2 separate regions of the Homo sapiens genome follow, and region 1 is linked to region 2. The links are chromatin loops, found by intact Hi-C in ENCODE. Cell type or tissue: GM12878. All regions are shown on one strand. Links, peaks and the distances in the headings refer to the core of each region. The heading gives the core; the rest is flanking DNA. Region 1 overlaps ZNF33A (zinc finger protein 33A). Region 2 holds the start of ZNF25 (zinc finger protein 25).

What was found. Hi-C counts contacts between places; a loop is a spot of excess contacts. Peaks named below come from ENCODE experiments on the same cell type or tissue, not always from the same donor. Only the 100,000 strongest peaks of a DNase experiment are listed, where the experiment ranks them.
Region 1: a loop joins it to region 2, with 2.8 times the contacts of the local background. A loop is called at or near these places in 63 of 110 quality-filtered maps.

What each region holds. Positions count from the first base shown.
Region 1 is chr10:38,021,893-38,030,277 of GRCh38, forward strand. All of the region lies in intron 4 of ZNF33A (zinc finger protein 33A), which reads left to right. Among named protein-coding and RNA genes, the nearest start is that of ZNF33A, 15 kb to the left of the region's middle. In GM12878, for the core only: no CTCF peak of the experiment used is centred there; a DNase peak (open chromatin) is centred at 3,599; H3K27ac peaks cover 797 bases.
Region 2 is chr10:37,972,937-37,981,321 of GRCh38, forward strand. ZNF25 (zinc finger protein 25) reads right to left here and starts at 3,711. Exons shown (of 6, transcript NM_145011.4): 1 at 3,570-3,711. ZNF25-DT (ZNF25 divergent transcript) reads left to right here and starts at 3,819. Exons shown (of 6, transcript XR_930830.4): 1 at 3,819-4,069; 2 at 7,353-7,474. RefSeq lists enhancers at 2,595-2,684, 3,725-3,954 and a silencer at 3,275-3,684. In GM12878, for the core only: CTCF peaks have their summits at 3,438 (motif pointing right) and 3,847 (motif pointing right); a DNase peak (open chromatin) is centred at 3,725; H3K4me3 peaks cover 1,350 bases; H3K27ac peaks cover 1,370 bases.

The sequences.
Region 1 (8,385 bases), core at 2,044-4,543, 48 kb after region 2:
TGGAGTGAAGAAGGGGCCTCAAATTCAATAGTAGAAATGCATAGACTTAATGAAAATGAGACCATACCGTATCAATATATGTGGGAGGTAGCTAAAGCAGTGCTGATAGAGAAATTTATGGCACTAAATGCTGACAGTAGACAAGACGATAGGTTGCAAACCCATAATTGACTTTCTACCTTAAGAAACTAGAAAAGAGCAAAATAAAACCTCTGTTAAGTAGAAGGACGAAAATAACACTGGAAGCAGAAATCAGTAAAATTGAAAATAGGAAAAAGTAGAGAAAACTAATGAAACATAGGGTTCTTTGGGAAAAAATCAATAAAATTGATAAACGTCTAGCAATATTGATTTAAAATATAGAATGAGATGACAAATCATCAATATCTGGAATGAAACAGGGAATATCACTCCACCATCCATTTAACAGTATAATAAGGGAATCTTGTCAACAACTTTATGTTTATAAATATGACAACATAGGCCAGGTGTGGTGGCTCATGCCTGTTATTCCAACACTTTGGGAGGCCAAGGTGGGTGTATCACCTGAGGTCAAGAGTTCGTGACCACCCTGGCCAACATGGTGAAACTCCGTCTCTACTAAAAATACAAAAATTAGTCTGGTGTGGTGGTGCACGCCTGTAGTCCCAGCTACTCAGGAGGCTGAGGTAGGAGAATGGCTTGAACCCAGGGAGTGGGAGGTTTCAGTGAGCTGATACTGCTCCATTGTACTCTAGCCTGGGCAACAGAGCAAAACTCTGTCTCAAAAAAAAAAAAAAAAAAAAATGACAACATGGAAGAAATGTACCAGTTCTTCAGAAACCACAAACTATTACAACTCAGTCAGGGTGATATAGATAATTTGAATGACCCATAGGTTTTCATAAAGGTTGACATAATTTGAATCAAATAATTTAAATTTTAAAAACCTCCAAAAAACCAATTTCCAAGTACAAGAGAGTTGTAGTCCTCACTAGAGAATTCTACCAAACATTTACACAAGAATTAATGATGATTTTACACAATGTCCTCAGAAAATAGAAGTGGGAATATTTATTTTATTTATTTAATTAGATGGAGTCTTGCTCAGTCACCCAGGCTGGAGTGCAGTGGTGTAATCTCGGCTCACCGCAACCTCTGCCTCCCGGGTTCAGATGATTCTCCTGCGTCAGCCTCCCAAGTAGCTGGGACTGCAGGCACATGCCACCACACTCGGCTAATTTCTGTATTTTTAGTAGAGACGGGGTTTCACCATATTGGCCAGGCTGTTCTCCAACTCCTGACCTCATGATCTGTCCACGTTGGTCTCCCAAAGTGCTGGGATTACAGGTGTGAGCCACCGCACCCGGCCAAGAGGGAACATTTCTTAACACATTTAAAAAATTATTTTGATGCCAAAATCATACAGACAGTACAAAAATAATACAACTACAGACATATACCTCTCATAAATTTAGTAGCAAAAATCTTTAACAAAATACTAGCAAATAGAAAACAGTCATGTAAAAAGTATACACCATAATAACCAAGTGGGATTTATTTGAGTTATACAAGCAAGGCTGGTTCAACATTCAGAAATCGATCAATGTAATTAACCCAGCATAGGCTAAAGAAGAAAAATTACATAACATCAGTTAATAATAGAGAAAGGATTTGACAAAATGCAATATCCATCCATGATAAAAACTCTCCATACTAGACATTGAGAGGATCTTCCTCAATTTGATGAATGAACATGCACAAAATATTTATAGCAAATATATTTGCTGGTAAGATGAATGCTTTCCCTGTAAAACTGGGAACAAGGCAAGGATGTTTGCTCCTGCCACTCTTATTCATTGTAGTACTGTAACTTCTATCAAGCACAATGAGGCAAGAAAGTGAAATAGAAGTCATACACGTAGAGAAGAAATAAAACTTTATATTTACATATGACATGATTGTATACGTAGAATATTACAAGGAATCTTAGAAAAAAACCTCAGGCCAGGCGCAGTGGCTCATGCCTATAATCCCAGCGCTTTGGGAGGCTGAGGCAGGTGGATCACCTGAGATCGGGAGTTCAAGAGCAGCCTGACCAATATGGAGAAACCCCATCTCTACTAAAAATACAAAATTAGCCGGGTGTGGTGGTGCATGCCTGTAATCCCAGCTACGTGGGAGGCAGGAGAATTGCTTCAACCTGGAAGGTGGAGGTTACGGTGAGCCGAGATCACGCCATTGCATACCAGCTTGGGCAACAAGAGTGAAACTCCGTCTCAAAAACAAAACAAAAAAAAAAAAAAAAAAGAAAAAATGTAAACCTCCCAGAAAGAATGAATGATTTCCAAAAAGTTTCAGGATCCAAGATGAACACATATAATCAATTTCTCTCTACTAACAATGAACATATGGAAATCTAAATTAAAAACATAATACCACTTATTCCATAGAAAATTAAATAGTTTGGTATAAATTGAACAAAATATGTATAGGACTTTTGTGCTGAAAATTACAAAATGCTGATGAAAGAAATAATAGAAATAAATGAAGACACATGGTCTCTTGATAGATTGGAAAACTCAACTTAGTAAGTATGCCAGTTCTCTCCAAATTGATCTGTAGGTTTAATGGCATTCCTGTCAAGATTCCAGTAAGGTTTTTCTCAGCTTTAAATAAACTTATTCCAAAATTTGCATAAACAGTCAAAGTCATAAACAGTTGAAACAATTTGGGAAAATTTTTCTCAAAAGTTTTGAGAAAAAGAATAGTAGGAATTATTGTATCCAGTGTTAAGGCTTATTACATTAGTCTCCCCTTTTCTGTGGTTTTGCTTTCTGCAGTTTCAGTTACCTGAGGCCAGCTGTGGTTCAAAAATATTAAATAGGAAACTTCAGAAATAAATAATTCCTCAGTTTTAAGTTGCACACTGTTGTGAGTAGCATGATGAAATTTTGCACTGTCCTGTCCCAGGACATGAATCAACCCTATGTCTAGCATACCCAGGCTGTATATGCTACCCATGAGTTAATTACTTAGTAACTGTCTTGATTATTTATTGTCACAATATGTGTTCAGGTAACCCTTATTTTACTTAATAATGGCCCTGAAGTGCCAGAGTAGTGATGATAGCATATTGTTATAACTTTTCTATTTTATGATCTTGTTAATCTTTCCCTGTCCCTAATTTATAAATTAAACTTTATCATAGGTTTGTATATTTAGGAAAAAACATAGTATTTATAGGGCTCAATACTATCTGAGGTTTCAGGCTTCCGCTGGGTGTCTTGGAATGTACTTCCCTTGGATAAGGAGTGACTACTGTATGTATATATTAATAGCTATAATAATCAAGAGGACAGGATGTTGGTAGAATATACACATTGGTAGAACATACATATAGAATGATGGAAAAGAATGGAAAACCTCAACATTGATTATGCTGTTATATAGACTATATGTTCATGTCTCCCCAGAATTCATATGTTGGAGCCCTCACCCCAAGTGTGGTGGTGTTTGGAGATATGCAGCCCTTGGCAGGTAATTAGGGTTAGATTAAGTCATGAGAGTGGGGCCCTCAAGATGAGGTTAGTGCCTTACAGGAAGAGGAAGTGAGAGCTTGCTCACTCACCATGTGCATAGAGGAAAGGCGATGTGAATATGCAGTGGCCTTCTGCAAGCTAGGAAGAGGCCCTCACCAGGCCCTGGCCATGCTGGCGTCCTGATCTCAGACTTCCAGCATTTGGAACCGTGAGGAAATAAACTTCTGTTGTTTAAGCCACACAGTCTGTGGTATTTTGTTATGGCAGCCGAAGCTAAGACATTTGACAAACTGTTGACAAAAATGCAAAAGAAATTCAGCCAGGTATTCAGCAAATGATGCTGGAGCATTTTAACGTATCTTGTTTTGTGTGTGGTAAAATATATGTATCATGAAATTTGCCATTTTAACAGTCCAGTGGCATTACACTCACAATGTTGTATAGCCATTACCACAATTTCTAATAGATTTTCATTATTTCAAACAGAAACCCTATTGCTATTAAGCAGTAACTACTCATTCCCCCCTCCTGCCAGCCTATGGTAACCCCTTATCTAGTTTGTCTCTGTGAGTTTTGACTGTTGTGAATATTTCATGTCAGTAGTGTGACAACATTTGGCCTTTCATGTCTGCCTTATTTCACTTAGCATGATGCTTTCAGCTTTCAACTGTATTGTAACAAGTATCAAGACTTTCTTTTCTGGCTGTTTAATCCATTCATCTGTTGATATACACTTGGGTCATACACCTTTTGGCTGTTGTGAATAATGCTTCAGTGAACACTGGCATATCATTATCTGCTCAAGTTCCTGTATTCAGTTCTTTTGGATATAAACCTAGGAGTAGAATTCTTTTATCAAAGTATTTCTTTTAGCTTTTTGGGGTACCACTGAATTATTTTTAATGTGTAGATAGATAGATAGATAGATAATTTGTTTTTGAAACAGAGTCTTACCCTGTCGCCCAGACTGGAGTGCAGTGGTGCGATCTCGGCTCACCACAACCTCCGCCTCCTGGGTTCAAGTGATTCTTCTGACTCAGCTTCCCGAGTAGCTGGGACTACAGGCACATGCCACCATGCCTGGCTAATTTTTGTGGTTTTAGTAGAGACGGGGTTTCACCATGTTGGCCAGGCTTGAACACCTGACCTCAGGTGATCCACCCGCCTTGACCTCCCAAAGTGCTGGGATTACAGGCGTGAGCCACTGCACCCAGCCTTAACTTACTTTTTCTTTTGTTGCTCGTGCATTTTATGTCATAGGTAAGAATCCATCAGCAAACCCAAAGTTTTCCTTATGTTTTCTTCTAAACATTTTAAGTAGGGATCTAACTTTATTTTCTCACTTTATTTTCTTGTGGAAATCCAGTTGACCCAGCATCATTTTTTTGGTCATTTGTCATCATTCCAAACAGAAACTGTCGCCATTAAGCGGTAACTACTCATTCCCCCTTCCGACCAGTCTGTGGCAACCTCTAATCTATTTTGTCTCTGTGAGTATGACTGTTGTGAATATTTCCTGTCAGTAGTGTGACAATATTTGGCCTGCATCAACTGAAAGAAAAGGCTTTTCTTTCTCCCAGTGAATAGAATTGACACCCTTGTCAAAAATCAGTTGACCATAGGTAGTGTATTTTTGGGCTCTCACTTGCATTCCATTTGTCTGTCTATACCAATGCCATGACCACACTGTTTGGATTACTGTAGCTTTCTAATAAGTTGTGAAATTGGAGATTTTGAGTCTTCTGACTTTGTTCTTGTTCATTTTCTTTTCTTTTTTTTTTTAACATTGATTTTCTTATGTTGAACCACACAGGCATTTCCAGGATAAATTAGTCCTCTTAATATACCATTAAATATATTTTACTGGAATTTTTGTGTGTGTGTGTATAGCTTTGTATCTGTATTCATATGCATCATTCATTCATTCATTTATTCATTTGCATTTGTATTTTTTTTTTAAGAGACAGAGTCTCACTCTTGCCCAGGCTGTAGTGCAGTGGTACAATTACGGCTCACTGCAGCCTTGAACTTCCAGGCTCAAGTGATCCTCCCCATTCATCCTGCTGAGGGGACTACAGCTGTATACCACCATGCCCACTATGCCCAGCTATCTTTTTTTTTTTTTGGTGGAAACGGCATGTTGCTCATGCTGATCTTGGACTCCTGGCATCAAGTGATCCACCTTGGCCTCCCAAACCTCTGGGATTACAGGTGCTATCCACTATGCCCAGCCTCAGTCTAAAACTGTTAACTGTAAGAACTGTCAGTTTCTCCCTTGCATTCTGTCAGTGTTTGCTTTACATGTTTCAGGATGCTGCTTGGTACACACATAGTTATACTTTTTATATCTTATTGATGGAACGACCCTTTATTCATATATAGTATCCTTCTTTGTCCCTTGTAACAGCTTATGACTTAATCTATTTTGGGTGAAATTAGTATAGCCACCCCAGTTCCCTTTTGGTGGCTATTTTCATGGAATATCTTTTATCAGCCTTTCAGTTTTAATTTATTTGTGTCTTTGGATCTAAAGTCAGTTTGTTTTGGACAATGTGTAGTTTGATCATGATTTTAAAAAATCTATTCTGAAGCTGGGTGGTTCACACCTGTAATCCCAGCACTTTGGGAGGATCTCTTGAGCCCAGGAGTTGGAGACTAGCCTGGTCTACAAAGTGAGACTCTGTTTCTACAAAAAAATAAAATAAATAGTTGGGTGTGGTGGTATGCGCTTGTGGTTCCAGCTACTTGGGAGGATGAGGGAGGAGGATCCCTTGAGCCCAGGAAGTCAAGGCTGCAGTGAGTCATGTTTGTGTCACTGCACTCCAGCCTAGGTGACAGAGCAAGATCCTGTCTAAAATAAATAAATAAATAAAATAAAATAAAATAAAATCCATTCTGCCAGCCTCTGCCTTCTGATTGGTACATTCAATCAATTATCATTTAAACTAATCACCAACAAGGCAGTGCTTCTGCCATACTGCATTTTGTTTTCTGTATGTTGTATACCTTCTTTGGTCTCATATTCCTTTTATTACTGTCTTCTTTGTGTTTTGTTGATTTTTTTTTTTTTCGAGACAAAAGTCTTGCTCTGTTGCCCAGGCTGGGGTGCAGTGGTACGATCTTGGCTCACTGCAACCTCCTTCTCCTGGGTTCAAGTGATTCTCATGCCTCAGCCTCCCAAGTAGCTGGGACTACAGGCACGTGCCACCACATCCAGCTAATTTTTGTGTCTTTAGTAGAGATGGAGTTTTGCTGTGTTGGCCAGGCTGGTCTTGAGCTCCTGGCCTCAAGTGATCCACCCATCTCGGCCTCCCAAAGTGCTGGAATTACAGGCATGAGCCCACCATGCCTGGACTGATTTTTATAGTGAATCATTTTTATTCCCTTCTTTATTCCCTTCTCATTTCCTTCTGTGTATATTTTTTAGATATTGCCTTTGTAGTTAACCATGGGGATTGCTTTCACATTCTAAATTTATGAAAATCTAGTTTAAATTAATTCCCTCGTAACTTCAATGTCATATGAAGACCTTGCTTCTACCTAGCACCTTACTCATCCCCTTTATGTTGTTTTCACACATTACGTCTTTATACATTGTGTACCGATAATGTAAATTTTTATTTAGTTCTTATCCATTTATCTTTTAAGTCCCGCAGGAAGTAAAAAAATGGAGTTACAAAGCAAACATACAGTGACCCTGGCTTTTATATTTGTCTATATAGTTAACTTTATTGGAAATCTTTATTTTTTCCTCCAGATTAGAGTCTAGTTTGTTTTTATTTCATCTTTAAAGACACCCTTTAGTGCTTCCTGTATAGCAGGCTTAGTAGTAACAAACTCTTCAGCATTTGTTTATCTGGGATTAACTCCATTTCTCTTTCATTTTGAAGGACTGTTTTACCAGCTAGAGAGTTCTCAGATGATAGTTTTTTTCTTTCAGCAATTTATATATGTCATCCATCTGTCTTCAGGCCTTCAATTGATTTCTAAGGAGATATCAGCTCCTAATATTAATGAGGATCTCTTGTAAAGTAAAAATGCCACAAAACTTTCCCACCATTTGAAGTCGCCTTTTTCCTGATTTGGCATTCACTTGGTTACTGTAAACCTTTGTTTTCCAGAGTTCTAACAAGGTTGGTTTTTATAGTTCTTGTTTTTTGGTGTTTCTGTGGGGAGACAGTTTGGAGCTGTGTACTCCACCATTTGGTTATGTCACTCAACAACATGGACCTGTTGTCCACTCAAGAACAACAACAAAATGAGATCTGCAAAGAAACGGGAAAAATGTGACCTATGCACAGGACTAACAACAGGCAACACAATAATATGGTTTCTGCCATTTAAGTTGGCAGAAACGGGGTTGTCTGGTGCAGATCAGTGTATATTGTGTAATTTGAGGAAGAGCCAGTAAAATAATGAAAAATGAACAAAACCTTGGGAAACGGATATCATTAGGTGCACCAGCATATACAAATGGGAGTATCAATGTGAGAGAACAGAAAGGGAAAGAAAAATTTTTTGAAGAATTACAGAAACACCCACAATTTGTTGAAGAACACTAATATATTCATCCAAGAAGCTCAACAAACTCATATGAGGATAAATGCAAAGAGACTTATACCCAGACACGTTATACTGAAAGATGTTTTTATCATGCTCTTATTTGACCTGCCTTATAAAAGTGATAATACAAGTGCTGGTGAGGACTTACAGGAACTGAAATGTTCATATGTTTTTGATGGCATGTAAAATGCTACAGTCATTCTAGAAAATAGTTTGTCAGTTCCATTTAAAACTAAAAACAAACTTAGCATGTCAATCACTAGTTGCACTGTTAGACATTTATCCTTGAGAAATAAAAACT
Region 2 (8,385 bases), core at 2,796-5,295:
GTGGGTGAATCACCTGAGGTTGGGAGTTCAAGACCAGCCTGACCAACAGGGAGAAAAACCAGTCACTACTAAAAGTACAAAATTAGCCAGGTGTGGTGGCGCATGCCTGTAATCCCAGCTACTCGGGAGGCTGAGGCAGGAGAATTGCTTGAATCCAGGAGGCGGAGGTTGCAGTGAGCCAAGATCATGCCACTGCACTCCAGCCTAGGCAACAAGAGCAAAACTCTATCTCAAAAAAAAAAAAAAATCAGTAGCATTTCCATACACCAACAGTGAACAATCTGAAAAACAAATCAAGAAAGCAATCCCATTTACAACAGCTACCAAAAAAACCCCAACACCTAGGAATAAATTTAACCAAAAATGTAAAAGATCCTATGATTAAAAGTATAAAACAGGCTGGGCACTGTGGCTCACACCTGTAATCCCAACACTTTGGGAGGTGTAGGCAGGTGGATCACCTGAGGTCAGGAGTTCAAAATCAGACTGGCCAATGTGGCAAAACCCTGTCTCCACTAAAAATACAAAAAAAATTACACAGGTATGGTGGTGCACTCCTATAATCCCAGCTACTCGGGAGGTTGAGGCAGGAGAATCGCTTGACCCTGGGAGACAGAGGTTGCAGTGAGCCAAGATTGCACCAAACTGAGCCCTTGTCTCAAAAAAAAAAAAAAAAGAGTATAAAACACTGATGAATGATATTAAAATGGAAAGATATCCCATGCTCATGGACTGGCAGAATTAATATTGTTAAAATGTCCATAGTACTAAAAGCAGTCTACAGATTAAATGCAATCCATATCCAAATACCAATGACATTCTTCACAGAAATAGGAAAAAAAATCCTAAAATTTATATGGAACCACCAAAGACCCCGAGTAGCCAAAGCAATTTTGTGCAAAAAGAACAAAGGTGGAGGCATTGTACTACCAGACTTCAAAATATACTATAAAGCTATAGTAAACAAAACAGTAGGTTACTGGCATAAAAAGAGACACATAGATCAATGAAAAAGAGAATTGAGAAATAAATACATGCATTTATAGCCAATTTCATTTTTGACAAAGGCACTAAGAACATACATTGGAGAAATGACAGTTTCTTCAATAAATGGTGCTGAGAAAACTGGATATCCATACGCAGAAGAATGAAACTAAACCCCTGTCTCTCATCATATGCAAAAATCAAATGATAGTGGATTAAAGAGTTAAATGTATGACCTGAAACTATGAAACTACTTGAAGAAAACATTTGGAAATGCTTCAGAACATTGTTCTCGGCAAAAATTTTTTGGTAAGACCTCAAAAGCACAAGCAACAAAGGCAAAAATAGATGAATGGGATTACATCAAACGAAAAAGTTTCAGCACAGCAAAGTAAGCAATAACAGTGAAAAGACACCCAAAGAATAGGAGAAAATATTTGCAAACTACCCATCTGACAAGGAATTAATAACCAGAATATACAAGGAACTCAACAGTCAGAAAACAAAAAATTTGATTTAAAAAAATTGAGCAAATGATCTGAACAGACATTCCACAATAGAAGACATACAAATGGCCAATAGGTATACGATAAAATCTTCAACATCATTAATCATCAGACAAATGCAAATCAAAACCATAATGGGATATCATTTTACCCCTTAAAACAGCTATTATAAAAAAGGCAAAAAAATAACAAATGCTGGGATATAGAGAAAGGAGAACCCTCATACAACCTTGGTGGCAATGTAAACTAGTACAGCCACTGTGGAAAACAGTATGGAGGTTCCTCAAAAAATTGAAAACAGAATTACCATATGATCTAGCAATCTCACTGCTATATATATATCCAAAAGAAGGGAAATCCGTATATTGAAGATATCTCTGCACTCCCATTTTTATCGCAGCACTATTCACAATAGTCTAGATACAGAATCCACCTAAGTACCCATCAATGCATGAATAGATAATGAAAATTGTGGTATATATACACAATGGAATATTATTCAGACATAAAAAGAAGGAAATTTTGTCATTGCAGCAACAAAGATGGAACTGGAGGGCATTATGTTACATGAAATAAGCCAGGCACAGAAAGACAAATATCATGTTCTCACTCATACGCAGGAGCTAAGATAGTTGATCTCATGAAGATACGATGTAGAATGATGGTTACCAGAGGCTGCGAAGGGAAGTAGGGAGTGAGGAATGAAGAGAGGTTGGTTAATGGGTACAAAAATACAGTTAGGTAGAAGGATTAAGTCCTAGTGTTCAATAGCACAGTATGGTTACAAGTGTTAGCAATAATTTATTAGCTATCAGAATAGCTAGAAGATTTCGAATATTTGCAACACAAAGAAATGATAAATGAGGCGGTGGATATTGTAATTACCCCGATTTGATCATGACACATTGTATGCATATATCAAAATATCACATGTACCCCACAAATATGTACATTATGTACCAAAAAAAAAAACTAAAATAAGCAGCAAAAACCACTTCCAGCTAGCATGGTGCTTACGAAATGCCTAAGCTCAGTTATCAGCCAATGAGAGGCATTATAAGATCACCACCATAAAATGGAGGAACTGATGAACTGCAGTTTTCATCTTTAAAAAAATTTTTTGTCCCATTTCCTGTCTTTAGAAACTAGCCTCTGGGCTGGATGGGATTCCCAGCTTCTCCTGTAAAATGCAAAATTGAGGGCTCAAATTGTGGTTTCAATTTACACGTTTCACAGTCCTCTGAGAAGAGACTAAGGTTGGAGGATGCAGGAAGGCCTTAAATAATTCACCTTTTGACTCAAGTGCTCTGAAGATTCCCCAAGCATTTTTGGAAACAGAACACTACCTGGTTGAGACTGGGTTCAAGTACACCACACAGCTACGTTCTGGTGGTGCTCAAGGGGCAAATGCTGTGCTAAATACAAGTCAAGACTGGATTTTAGTGTGGCAAGGCGCATTAACTCAGAGGAAAAAGTGAGGATTTACATCCCACCTGCTAATACTGTGGGTAAACGGATTTCTCTCTCTGAATCTTTAATAGTCACATTTATTTTAATAGAGATGGTTAAGTCGAAAGGATGGTTACGATGATTAAATGAGCCAATAATGAAAACAGCATGTTTTGTAATAATAGAAGCAGCTCACCTTTATTGAGTCCTGTATCATACTTTACATCTATTACCCTATTCAGTACCCAAAGGCCCCCATCATTTGCCAGATGCGCGTCGAGCCGCACTGGGACCACCTACAGACGCTGGACCAGAGCCCACGTCCCTGCGGCTTTGGAGCGCCGCGTCTGCAGCGGCCAGCGCGCCTCACATGGCGGCTCCGGTCACGTCACACAATGCGGCTGCTCCGGGCGCCCACTGCCCAGCACCGCAGGCCTCCTCTGGCCGCCCCTCAAGCAGGTCGCGCAAACGCCATTCCGGGCAGGGGCGCCAGCGCAGCCAGCCAACCTCCCCACCAGGCGGCTCCCACCCAGGGCCCTCCGCGGAGGCCGCTCCGGGGCCAGGAGGCGGCTTCCAGGCTCGAGACCCCGCCTCCCAGGCCCTGCCCGCCCGCAAAAGCCTTCGACACACCTGCAGGGTCTCGGCCTCTGCTCCCGGCCCGCGCCGGGCCCAGGCCCCGCCCTTTGCGGCCCAGCCCAGACCCGGAGGCACCGGAGTCCTCTCCCCACCCTAGGGCGTAAGACCAAAAAAACGCCAATGCCAGAAAGAAGACACTGCACATGCGCAGAACGTTTCCCTAGCCCTACTCCAGAACTACGCTTCCCAGAAGGCCCGGCTGCGACTCCATCTTGGATGACGTCGTGAGGCGCGGCCGCCTCCAGCGGCCTGAGTGATTGCTGTCGGGTTTCCGGGAGAGGGCGCTGTCCTTGCTCAGTGATGGCCGGAGAGCTGCACCCTGCACGTCTGGGCTTGAAGACAGAAATCCACCGTGAGGTGCTCCAAGGAACACTGATGGGCAGTTTTGTTAAAGTGATTGAACTCCGTGGGTACAGGAGTACGTGGAGTAATGAAGGATAATGCCCTGTAACCGCTTCCTCTTAGGAATGCTAGCTTTCACAATTGTGCAAACGGTACGCGAAACGTAATAAACTACAAAATATGTATAAGCTAAAACAGAAAACGAGTATACCACTTCCCAAAAGCAAAAGCGCTTAATGTTAGGTGAACATCCTTCTCATGAATTTACACAAATTTTAACCTAATGGTATAGAGTATCATGACTATCATTTCACTAAGGAATATATATAGTCATCCCTCCTTATCCTGGGGGTGCATATCTATGGATTCAACTAAGCTCAGAATGAAAATACTTAAAAATTCTATCTTACTGAACATGTACAAAGTTTCCCCCTTGTCATTATACCCTAAACAATACAATAAAACTATTTACATAGTATTTACATTGTGTTAGGTGTACAATTAATCTAGACATAATTTAAAATATACAGGAGGAGGTGTGTAGGTTATGCAAATATCAGGTTATTTTCTACCAGAGACTTGAACATCCCTGGATTTGAGTAATCCAGGGAGGTCCTGGTACTAATCCCCCGCGGATACAGAGAGAGGACTTGGCTGTATATGTAAAACAAATTATATATTTCCTGGTCAATAACTTTATTACATTAAAACATGTAGAATCATCTAGAAAAAAACGTATATATTGTCATGTGTATAAACACACATATATATACATATAAAAATATGCGCACATAATACACACACACACACCACCTTTCTGGATGGGAAGTATTGAGGAAATAATTTAAAATAAAGCCTCTTGCCAACCCAGAAAATTCTCTCCACAGATGGAGAAAAGAACAAAACAGTTACATTATTGAATAAACATTAAACCAGACTGCGATGTGCGTCACAGGCAACCCACTAATGAGTTTATGAAGACAGGAAGAACTATCATTTTTTGTATTAGCCGGTCTGGTACAACGCATTCTATTTCCTCAAGGTAAAAATAACTTGTCCTCAAGTAAGATGACTGTACAGCAACATTTGCTATGCATAATTCATCTGAAATTCACCTGATAATTAGGGTAGCCATCAGTGTTAGTTAATTGCCATTATGCAAATGAAAAGTAAAGTTTCTGGTATCTCTATGACACGCAGGTAGTTAACCGCGGGTAGCCAGGAGCCTAGGAGTTTACCACAGAGGCAGGGAGATGGGGTGCAATCTTCCTTGATGCTTACATTTCAAAGACATGACCCAAGGCCATTAAGAAAGACCTTCCTGGGTTGTTAAACTAGCAAGAAGCTTATTTACTTTTTAAAAAGTTTTGCTATATCTCACAGGGACAGAGAAGGGATTTACAATTACAAGTTTTCTTAAGGAAATGCTGTAAGAAAAGAGAGGAGTAAAGGTCTTTTTCCCTTTTTGCAAGAAGGAAAATTCAGTTGTTTTATTTTTTTCTTTGAGACAGAGTCTGGCTTTGTCACCCAGACTGGGATGCAGTGGCATGATCCCGGCTCACTGCAACCTCTGCCTCCCAGGTTCAAGGAATTCTCTGCTTCAGCCTCCTGAGTAGCTGGGATTACAGTCGCCCACCACCACGCCTGGCTAATTTTTTTTGTATTTTTAGTAGAGACGGGATTTCACCATCTTGGCCAAGGTGGTCTTGAGCTCCTGACTTCGTGATCCACCTGCCTCAGCCTCCCAAAGTGCTGGGATTACAGGCGTGAGCCACTGCGCCCAGCCCAAATTTTTATATTTATATTTACCCTTAGAGAAACTATAAAATTTAACACAATTTCAATCAAAATTTAAATTAAAAAATCTTAACGGGGAGCTTAGTTTTGTTTTACTTGATAAAATAATTTTTAACTTCCTCAGGAAACAACCTCAGGGAATAGCAAGGAACTGAAGACTAAACTCTGATTTTTTTTATCTTATCCAAATTTCTATCTAAGGGGTCTGAGGAGTTATGCCCTACAAACCATAAATTCATATCAGATGGGTTTTATTTAACCCCATAAAATGTGACTTACTTTCCAACCAGACTCTGGCATAACATTATGAGACAAGGAAGAAAATAAAAACATTTTACCCCAAAAACATGTTTGTCACATTTTGAAATGGCCCTGCAAGCCGTCCTTTGTGGGAAAATTTGCATCTCTAAATAATCTCTATTAACTAACATAGCTAGGCCTTTTCCTTCCAGGCCCTTCTAATTCTGAATAGATTGACTGAGAGTCTAGCACCTTTTAAAGGGTCTGAATAGGAAACATCTGTCATCTCTTGTTTTCAAGGATAGCCACTATGAGACTTCAAAAGAACTTTGGTCTCCACAACCTTTTATCTTAACCTGAACATTTCCTTTCTATTGATCCCAGCTCCTTAGACAAAAATTCAACCAATTGTCAACTAGAAAATGGTTAAATTTACCTGTAGCCTGGAAGCACCCCCACCCTTCAAGTTGTCCTGCCTTCCTGGAACAAACCAATGTATTCCTTAAATGTATTTGATTGATGTCTCATGCCCTCCTACAATGTATAAAATCAACCTGCACCCCCAACCACCTTGGGCGCATGTTCTCATGACATCCAGAGGGCTGTGTCAAGGTCCATGATCACTCACATTTGGCTCAGAATAAATCTCTTTAAATATTTTACAGAGTTGACTTTTTTCATTGACAGAACTTTTTTTGAAAATGCAAATTTAAAAAGTAATTTAAGGCTGGGCGTGGTAGCTCACCCCTGTAATCCCAGCACTTTGGGAGGCTGAGGTGGGAGGATCACGAGGTCAAGAGATCGAGAATATCCTGGCCAACATGGTGAAACCCTGTCTCTACTAAAAATACAAAAATTAGCTGGGCATGGTGGTGCATGCCTGCAGTCCCAGCTACTCGGGAGGCTGAGGCAGGAGAATCACTTGAACCTGGGAGGCAGAGGTTACAGTGGGCCAAGATCGTGCCACTGAAATCCAGCCTGGCAACACAGTGAGTCTGTGTCTCAAAAAATAAATCAATGAAATAAAAAGTAATTTAAGTTTGATGCTAGTTTCGAAAAAGCACAGAAGATCCAAATATACATGAGAATTTAGTATATGTTAAAATTTTCATTGAAAACAAAACAGTGTGGACATATATATATACCTTTTTTTCTTTTCTTTCTAATTTGGTCTTGAGGTCTCTCTCTCCTAAGGGTGGCTATAAACTATCCCTGTGGGGCTCCTGGAATTTGGTGTCATGGATATTTGGTGTGCCATATGTTAAAAGTTTCATTTCAAATTTACTGAAAGTCCACTCTTAATTTTTAGAAGTTAGTAAGTTCCAAGAGAAGTAGCAATTTGAAGTCACTGGTGAAGGGTTCACACAAGGTGAATTTTTACATTTGGTTTCTCCACAGCATAAGGAATAAAACTGTTCTTTTGAAATGAAGAAGAGAACCACCTAGGAGACTATCACCCTGACCTGAGGACTTCACTAGGGATTCAGGAAAGAAGACACAGAAAGAAAGCAATCCTCAAGGTGTTATATCTGAATAGTTTAATTTTACTTAAAAATGTTTTTATTGAAGTATAAAAAATATAAAAGTATGCAATGGCATGTGTATCACTGTATAATTGATAAGTGAATGATGAAGAGAGGTAAACACAAACATGTAAACACCAAGGAGTTCAAAGACAATATTACCAGTGCCTGAAGTCTCCTTGAATGACCCATTCTTTATTGGTCATTTCTCTCCCTCTCAAAAGTAGCCCCATCTTGATTTCTGGTTTTTTTTTTTTTTTTTTGAGATGGAGTTTCTCTCTTGTTGCCCAGACTGGAGTGCAATGGCACGATCTCAGCTCACTGCAACCTCTGCCTCCTTGGTTCAAGTGATTCTCCTGCTTCAGCCTCCTGAGTAGCTGGGATTACAGGCATGTGCCACCATGCTTGGCTAATTTTCTGCATTTTTAGTAGAGACAGGGTTTCACCATGTTGGCCAGGCTGGTCTGGAACTCCTGACCTCAGATGATCCACCCACCTCGGCCTTGGAAAATGCTGAGATTACAGGCGTGAGCCACTGCACCCAGCCCCCATCCTCACTTCTAACAATAAAGACCAGTTTTGCAATTTATTATTGCAATTTCTTTTACTCATTTATTTTGAGGTAATCTTATTTTTAATTTTTTTTTTAGATAGAGTCTCACTCTATCACCCAGGCCGGAGTGCAGTGGTGCAATCTCGGCTTACTGCAACTTCCATCTCCCAGGTTCAAGCTATTCTTGTGCATCAGCCTCCCAAGTAGCTGGGATTACAGGTGTTTGCCACCATACCCGGCTATTTTTTTCTATTTTTAGTAGAGTTGGGGTTTCACCATGTTGGCAGGCTGGTCTTGAAATCCTGACTTCAGGTGATCTGTCCACCTCCACCTCCCAAAGTGCTGGGATTACAGA